Regions from separate parts of the Homo sapiens genome. Here region 2 is linked to region 1. The links are chromatin loops, found by intact Hi-C in ENCODE. Cell type or tissue: ovary. All regions are shown on one strand. Each heading gives the region's core, and the rest is flanking DNA. Links, peaks and the distances in the headings are about the cores only.

Region 1 (4,378 bases), core at 166-4,165:
TCATCATCATCACAACCACAATTATGAAAATCTTGGAGGAAAAGGAGAGGAGGTAGCATATTAAAATACATGTACTTTGATGAGGAGGAAAAGGCAGAGTTGAAGCTGGGGAGGGGATATCAAAGAATGCAGACCCCCAGAACATAAAACTAAGAAGCTCAGGCTTTGCCCAGAATCAGAGGCATCCTTGAAGATTTATCAGCAGGAGAGTATGCCGTCAGATTTATGGTTAGGCAGAACACTGAGCAATCCTCAGAAGGAAGAAGCAGAGGGAGGGAGGCCCACAGGGGAGACAGAACCTTTAACACCAACCAGGGTCCTGGTCCTGGGTCCAGCAGATCTGGCAGGAATGAGGAATGGGAGGCTTATGGGTAAGGGCTTCAGCCAGGCAGGGAAAGGCCTCACTCTCCCTTCCACTCCTTTCCCTGCTCCCCACTTTCCTGTCCCATCTTTGGTAACAGGCTCAGCATCTCCAGCTGCACCCACCCACTAGATTTGCCCCAATTCCTTCTCCTCTCTCATGCCTGAGGCCCAGGTGGCTTCCAGAGCTGACCAGGTCTACTTTAGAATTTTAATGAAATAACCTGGGTAGAAGTGCTGGTGCCCTGCCAGCCACAGCAGGTACTCCACATATGGTAAACTGGAACTGTCTTCTCAGTTTCTACAGCCTTGGGTTCAAATTCTCCCTAATCCAGATGACCACCATCTCTCACCTGAGCAGAGAAGCCTCCCATTGGTCTCGCTGCCCCAGACCTTCCTCTTTCCAGATATCAGCCTGATAATTTTCTCAAACTGCAAACCTGGTCATGCCCCTCCCTTGTCCTATCAACTAAAGGGTAAGATCCAAATTTCTTAGCATGACACCCCAGGCACTGAGGAGCTAAGGCCCCTCCATTTCCACCTTGACTTGTTCTCCTCCCCCTCTAGTAGCATTGCTGACCCACTTGCCTTCTCCTTTCACCACATGGCTTTGATCCTGTTGCTCTTCTTCCTGAAGTGTCTTCCTACATCTTCTCTGCCTGGTGAATTTCTACTTAACCTACAAAGCCAAACTCACCTTCTCTGTGAATCCTACTTCTTCCCCATCATGCAGCAAATTGTCTCTCTCACTAGACCTCCAGCCCCTAAAAATCAGGGACAGCTTAATGTATGTTGGAAATGGCTACTCCTCACTTAATTACCCTAATTAGCTAGTTATATTCCCTTATATTTATGTTTCCCCATTTACTGAAGCTTTCCACAGGCCAGGCACTGAGGTCCAAGGGAGGACCCTGAGGGTAGGACATGCATGAGCACCGAAGGCTACAATGGCACAGGCACCAAGAGGCCATGAGGGGTGCCGGAAGCCTCATCTCTAGAGCGTCTTCCTGGTTTACCATGCGCTTTCCTCCCTTCCCTTATTAGAGTCAACTTGTGCTGGTTTGAATAGCCTGTGTCCCTGAAACATGCACTCCCACACACACAAACCGACCCACACCTATCCACATGTAACTGCCCATACATACAGAGACCTCTGTGTGTATCCCCTAGAGCTACAAATGCCAATCTTGAGAATGAAGATTTTGCAAACTCTCTGTGCCAGGCATGATGCCAGGTCCCCGACAACACAAGACCCTTCTGGTTTCTCCCACTCAGCTATGCAAGGTTCGGGGTTGAGGAGCTTCCCCTGCCAAGGTCACAGATGTGGAACATGAGGTAACAGCTATTTGAATGTAAGCCTGTAGGTCACCAAAACATACGCCATCTGCACCCCACCACACTGCCTCCACAGCACATGAAGACATGAATCTATCAACTGTGACTCATTAGTATCCAGCAATATTTCCTCCTCCACTTTGCTTCCCACTGCCACTCCTGTATCCCTGCCCAGAGCCCCAGAGCCACCTCTGGTTAACAGGGAGGTCAGGACAGATGCTTCGTTCCACCCGATGCCATCTCCCAGGGTGCACCCTCCTCACGGGGAAGAGGACTACCATGGCTAGTGGTGACACGGGTGGCTCTGGCCCCCAGGACTTCTTCTCTCTGGGGCCTCTGCTCAGGACATGGCATGGACAGAGGTGAGGCGACCATAAACTGCCTCGGAAATGACTACAAACCAGCTCAGACCATTCCAGCACCTAACACGCTGACAGCCTAGGGTGGGCCCACAGAAGGGGAATGGCTAGGGAGTCCAGGGCCACAGGAGTCCCCCCTCCCTGAGCCCTTGAGTACAGCCACCCAGGTGTAAAGGACAATATGGGGGTTCTGGGGATTCCCAAGCCTGGGCCGTAGAGGTGAGCTCTAGCAGGTCCCTCCCTCCATCTTCCATCCCCTCATCCTGTCTCACATATTGTACTAACAAGGTAACTGAGGCCCAGAGAGGGAAGGAGCTTGAGCAGTATCCCAGGCAGTTAGAGACAGAGCCCAAGTTAGAATCCATGTTTCTCTTCTTTTTTCCCCTAGGTCTGTCTCTGACTAGCTATGTGACCTTGGAAGAGTCACTCCACCTCTCTGGGCATTGAAGGTTTACAATTTCTGACATCTTCATTCCAGAGGGTTATCAGGATCTGACAGCCCTTCACCTAAACAAAACACTCTACAATCTACAAATATTCATATGTCTCTTCTCTTCTCTGACCTCTGCAACAACCCTATGAGGCTATGAAAATTAGTGCTTGTGTCCTATTGTGCAGATGCAAATACTGGGCTCAGAAAGACAAAGATCACACAGCAAGTTTGGGACAGAACTGGAACTAGAACCCAGGTCTCCCAAAGCAGGGTCCTTGCCATCACTAAGGCTAAGAATACATTAAGACTCCAAAATATGGAGAGTTGCTCAATGCATGCCACCAAGGTTAGAGCTGACCAACCCCAGAATGCTCAGCAGCTCTGGGACCCTGGAGTGGAGGACTCAAGGCAGAGGGTGATGTCTAAGTCACACACATCTGAGCTCCAATCTAAACTCCACTATGCAGCTGAGTGACCACATATTGTGAGGCTCAGCATTCTCTACTACAAAATGAAACTACAGAAGGTACCAAAAACTCAGGATGAGGGGAGAACTGCACCCTGAATGCAGGACTGCCAGGCAGGTGGTAAGCACTCATTAACTTTTGTTTCAAGCACACAAATTATATCTTCTTTTTCATCATGTCTCCCCATGGTGTCTGGTCCATGGCTCCAGAACCAGGAGGCTTATGATCAATCTTTATGCTAAATGATGGACAGATAGATGGATGGGTGGTTGGATAAATAAATGGATGGATGCATGGATTGATAGATTAATGCTGAAATGAATGGAGGGATGAATAGATGGATGAATGGATAAATGAATGGATGGATACTCAGAAGAGAAGACAGAATAAAACAGGGAGTCAAAATGAAAAGAACAAGAAGATGATTGAAGGATGGGGCTCATACACGGAAGAGAGGAACAAGATCCAGCCCTTCTGGCTCCACTCAGCCCCACCACCATATACCTTGGGGTAGCACTGGCACATGCTACAGATTATACCCCTGGACACCATGATGCTGCCGCAGAAGGTGTCATTGAACTGGGGCCAATCATGGCTCAGGAGGAATGTACTGAGAGCTAGGAGAAGACCCATACATTGAAGCTGAAGCAGAAGGTCTTCTCATCTGCCAAGGTCTCCTCACCTGCCATGGCTGCCAGCCAGGCCCTGACCTTTGCAGCCCTGCCAGAAGGGGCCCGTGCCATCCAGCATAAACATCCAGACAGGCTCACAGGAAGAAGTGAAGCTCTTGGGTCACTGCAAATGAAGGCTTAAAGTTAAAGGGAGATCAAGACCCCTTCAGCTCCAGGCCCATTCCCTGGACCCACCAGTTTAGCAGGGCTGGAGGCAGCATGCTCCAGTGGACCAGTGAACCCACTCCCCACCCTCTCTCCTTCCCTTTGGGCCCAGAAGACCTGGAGTGCATGTGTGAATCTGGGTGAGGGAGCATGCAAAGGAGGGATGGGGGAGGTTACAGGGGCTGGGCCCCAGACAAGCCTGTGACAAAACTTTCTTTTCCTACTTTGGGGCTGAACTGGGTAGCAGGTTACCCCACACCTTCTAGCCCTGGGAAGCAGGGTACAATTCTGCAGTCAAAAGATGTTAGAATGCTGCCAGAGGATTTCAGGATACCACTTCCAGGTATTTCAGGATCCTGGATTTTAGACCCTTCAAGGATATGTGTCCATCTGGGATTCAGGTATGATGGCCTATATGTAGTGGATGGTGATGATGGACATGACACCATTCTAAGCATGTTACAGCTATTAACTCACTTAAGGGACTCCATGAGGCAGGTACTGCTACACCCACTGTATAGAGGACACTGAGCACAGACAAGTAACTTGCCCAAGGACACACACCTTGAAGTGGTAGAGCAGCTAGAA
Region 2 (4,378 bases), core at 175-4,174, 1.4 Mb after region 1:
CAGGGAGAAACTGAGGCAGACTCACGTGGGGTTGGGTGCGGGTGGCTTGGACATGCAGGATATCCGTAGATCCTTCTTCCTCTTGGATTTTCCTAGAATGGAGAGAAGGTGAGGCGTCTGGCCTATCCCTTGACATCAATGTCCCCTGCACTCCCATGAGCCATCAGGCCCTGGCCCACAAGGGTGCCAGCCTCTGCCATCACCCATGCCGGGAGCCCCCTCTCTCCAAGCCAGGCCGTTAGGCCTTCAAAGGGGGAAGGAGGCCCACCAGCCCTGCAGGGGAGCAGAGCAGGACAGACCCAGGCCTGGAGGCTGGACTCCAGGGCCTTATCTCAGCCCTGCCCACTGGGCACATCTTGAGTACCTCCCTGGGCCTCAGTTTCCCCATCTGTGAGGTGTCCTCACTGCCCTGCCTGACTAGTCAATGGGATGTGGGGTGAGAAGGGGCCCAGCGGGGGTCCAGCCAGCACCTGCAGCAGCCACTGTACAGGGGCTTCATTAGCTGCAGGTAGCAGGATGGGGCTCATACTGCATCCAAGATGAGGAAGGCCAGGCCCCCAGAAAGGGCAACAGGCGGTGGAGCAGGCGGGGACTCCAGCCCGGGCTGCCCTCCAGGCTAGCTCTGCTGGGCCCTGCTCACCCTGGAGGCCGACACCCGATGCCCGTTTCTCTCCCTCCCCTGAAAAGCGCTGGCTCTCTCCCCTCCCCTGCACCAGGCAGGCCAGAGTCCCGGGGCAGTACCTTCCTCACTCCACCCCTAGGGACAGGCGAGAGGCCCCAGTGTCCACACCTCTCAGGCTGGCTACAAGAGCCTGGCCAGGTGCACAGCACTCAGCTGGTACTAACGGAGGGTCAGCATTTCTGGGGCTCCAGGCACAGTGGGGCTGGCATGCAGAGAGAGCTCCCTGTAGTCAGGGCCGCCCTTTGAATAAGGCATAGCCGCCATTCCACAGGCAGGAGAAGCAAGGATCAGAGATGCCAGGGTCACCTGGTGCTCTGGCACCATCAGGCAGCAGGGCTGGGAGTGACACGGCTCCCGGAGACCACCCAGTACAGACATGCTGGCCACATGCCTGCCCTTGTGGGAGCTTCTGCCTCATCATTTCCCAAGCATGATCCTGCCACATCTTGGCCCTCACCCACCACCCGCCACTCCCTGCTGCTGGCTCACCCTGGCTGCTGGTACTGGGGCTTAGAAACTGCCCATGGCCCTGCTGCCGCCTGCCAAGAAGACCCCAGTCTCTGAAGCCGCCTCCAAGCCAGGTTCAGATCCAGCCTTGGCCACGGTGCAACACAGACTTGTGGCCCCATCTCAGAGCCACGCACCGGGGCCCAGCAGCCAACCCAGCCCAGATGGAGGGCGAAGGGTGGTTACCGCTACTGGGAAGACAAGGCCAGAACAACAGGAAACAGAATAGCCTTGGCAGGGACAGGGGTCCCAGGGTCCATCCTGGGGCAGGTGGGCAGAGTGCAGGAGCCAGGCAAGCAGATACCTGCAGCCTTTCCACCAAAGCCACCCCGGGGACCCCGCTGCCAGGCCCCAGAGGCTTCAGGAAACAACAGCGTCCACAGACAGAAGCAGCAGCAGCAGCAGCAGCAGCAGCTGCCGCCACATGCACTGGGTGCCTGCCTGCTAACTGCTCACCCCATGAATCAATCGCCTAGTCACTACTCCTGTGCGCAGCGTTTTTATCTCATTTTAAGATGCAGCAACACCCTGGCTGTCAGGGACCGCATGGGTCTCACTGCGAGTCTGTCACAGCCACAGCACCGGCCACAGGCAGGGCCCTTCTCATCTGTGACTCCAGATACTCCCACAGCCCTACAGGGAGGGGCTCCCAACCTCACTTTACTTGGGGAACAGGCTCAGAGAGGTGAAGCCACTTGCCCCAGGCTGCACAGCAAGTCAGGGGTCTGGCCAGGAGTCACTCCTGAGTTTATTGACTCGCAGACCCCAACAGGCCAGGCCATGGCTCACAGCACCCCTGCCACAGGGAGCCCTCCCTGAGGCGGAAGGAGGGGCCCAAGTCTCGTGCTCAACAAGAAACGGCAACAGAGTCTGGAGATGCAGAGGCTCAGCACATTCTAACAGGAAAAACCATGGCACACAGGGCCAGCAGCTTCTGAGGCCACTTCTATCCTGCCTCTGGGCCAAAGTCTCTGAACTTCTGAGGCTCTGGGCTTGGAGTGGCGCAGCCGTGGTAAACTCCAGCTCTGCGACCCTGGCATGGTGCCCTCCTCTGCACCTTGGGTTCCTCATGTACAAAACAGCTCGAGGCAGAAATGCCACCCACCTGCCCCGCACAGTGCTGCAGGACGAAGCAAGATCACGTCTGCAAGGTGCTCAGCACAGGGTTCACTGCGCAGATGGGGACCTGTTGTGGCCCATAAATGGTCACCATGGATATGACCAGCCTCTCTGCAGAGGTGAAAAAAAAAACTGCCCTAAGTAATGAGAATTATAGGTAGCTTTTATTCCTGATGTCAGGCTTTTCGTAACCAGAATATAAAATATTTTCTGTTAAAAATTAAAGCTCTGCACAGAGACCCTGGGCCTTGACCTTGCCCCCAGCCCCTTGAGTCCCACCCTTTCCCTGTGGGGTCCACGCCACACCCTCCCTGCACTCTCTCTGCTCTTGGTCCCTCTGGCCCCAGCCTGCCACCCACCTCATGCCTTGGGATTTGGGAATGTTGTATCATGTGGCCCCCCCTTCACCAAGCCTCAGTTTCCCCACCTGTCAAGGGCACTTGCACATATGGGCTGGATGGGTGGGGACCACGCTCCTCGCAGGCCTGGGTGGTATATGGACTGGCCTCTGCATCCACCGGCCTGTTGGGGACACCAAGCCTGCATCAGGAGGGCCACAGGCTCCATGGGGAAGCCACCCAGCTGTCAGAGGGAGTGGGTGAGGCCGTCATGGAGACAGCCTAGAAACAGGCCTCAGGCTGCTGCAGACGTCAGAGCTGGGCCCAGATGGCCAGGCAGCCCAGGGCTGCCCAGGTGCAGCCGTTGTGGCAACCATCACCACAACAAACAGAGGCTCTCGGCGGCCACTGGCAACCCACGATAAGCCCGCCTGTCCCGGCTCTCAGCACGGGGTGTCCTGGGGTGTCCTCCACATACTCCAGCCTCATAGCAGCCCCCAGGCAGGGGCAAGGAAACTGAAACTGACCAGAATTCAGCCACTGACCTGAGGCTACACCACAGGTAAAGAGAGGCACCCCCAGACTAGAACACAACTCTCACTGGCCGTGGCAGCTCTGCCCTATCTCCTCCCACTCACCCCCAACTAGAGCCCCCGACCCTTGAGTGAGCCCTTCTCTGAATGAGACACCTGCTTTCCCACCGCAGGGCCTTCACACATGCCCTTCCCTCTGCCTGAAATGCTCTTCCCTGTGACTGTCCTAGCTACTACGTCGTCTTGCCTTTCACCAGTTCAGAGAGGCTGCCTGACTGCGCAGGCCCCAGTGACCGGCTCTCCCTGTGGCCTGATGGCTTCTCTGCTGTGGAGTCCCACAGGTGGCCGTTCTGCAGTTACCATCTCAGAGAGCCAGTCAGCAGGTCACCTGTGAGCACTCACTCTGGAGCCAAGGCCTGGGCTCAACTGCAACTCTGCCCCTTCCTAGCTGTGTGCCCTCAGGCAAGTGGCTTCACCTCTCTGGACATATGTAAAGTGGAGATTACAGACAAACCTCCCCGGGTTATCAGCGTCATGCCATAGCAGTGCCTGGCGCGTGGAGATTAGATGGGGCCATCTGGAAGTGCACAGCTCCCAAGAGAACACCACCCTCAGCCCCAGACCACCCCTGTCCACCCTCTCAGTGACTCCACAAGGGAGTAGGGGAGGTTCACTTATCTGTTGTATCAAGCATGCGGGAGAAGAGGTGACTTAGAGAGGCCACACGGTGGGCGTCTGGTGAGGAGTGGCCATAAAGGCAGGTCTGTCTGGCTCCAACGTCCAAACAGCAACAGCCTGAGGGCAGGGCCCCCACTTCGGCTGCTCCCTCTACCCTGGGCCTGGGGAGACCAAGCTGTGTGACCCTCTAAGGGTCACCCACAGGGGCAAGATGACAACCCCTCCTTGCAGCCCCTGCTCCGCCTCCACTCATAAAGTCAGCCCCACACCATGCCACATGCAGGAGCATCACCAGGTTTCTGACAACAGAAGTAATCCCTGCTCCTAGTTCACTGCCCTCACCTGACTTCCGGATGTTCCAGGAGGTCCCTGTTCTACTGCAGAAGTTCTGGGCCTGCCAGGGAAGGAGCCACAAGGGCTGGGAGATGTGAGCAGCAAGAGGCGCCGCCCTGCCCCAGGCCACCTCTATTCCCCAGGGTCCCTCAGAGGGACAGCAACAAGGCCAATGCGCTCCATGGCAC

Evidence for each region. Peaks named below come from ENCODE experiments on the same cell type or tissue, not always from the same donor. Only the 100,000 strongest peaks of a DNase experiment are listed, where the experiment ranks them.
Region 2: it touches region 1 in a loop (17-fold over the local background); 1 of 110 quality-filtered maps calls a loop at or near these places.

Annotation. Positions count from the first base shown.
Region 1 is chr17:22,707,868-22,712,245 of GRCh38, reverse strand. No RefSeq gene overlaps it. Among named protein-coding and RNA genes, the nearest start is that of FLJ36000, 300 kb to the right of the region's middle. In ovary, for the core only: no CTCF peak of the experiment used is centred there; a DNase peak (open chromatin) is centred at 1,945.
Region 2 is chr17:21,294,127-21,298,504 of GRCh38, reverse strand. MAP2K3 (mitogen-activated protein kinase kinase 3) reads right to left here. Exons shown (of 12, transcript NM_145109.3): 2 at 26-92. Among named protein-coding and RNA genes, the nearest start is that of MAP2K3, 12 kb to the right of the region's middle. RefSeq lists enhancers at 71-570, 571-1,072, 1,233-1,772. In ovary, for the core only: no CTCF peak of the experiment used is centred there; DNase peaks (open chromatin) are centred at 650, 1,501, 1,747 and 1,968.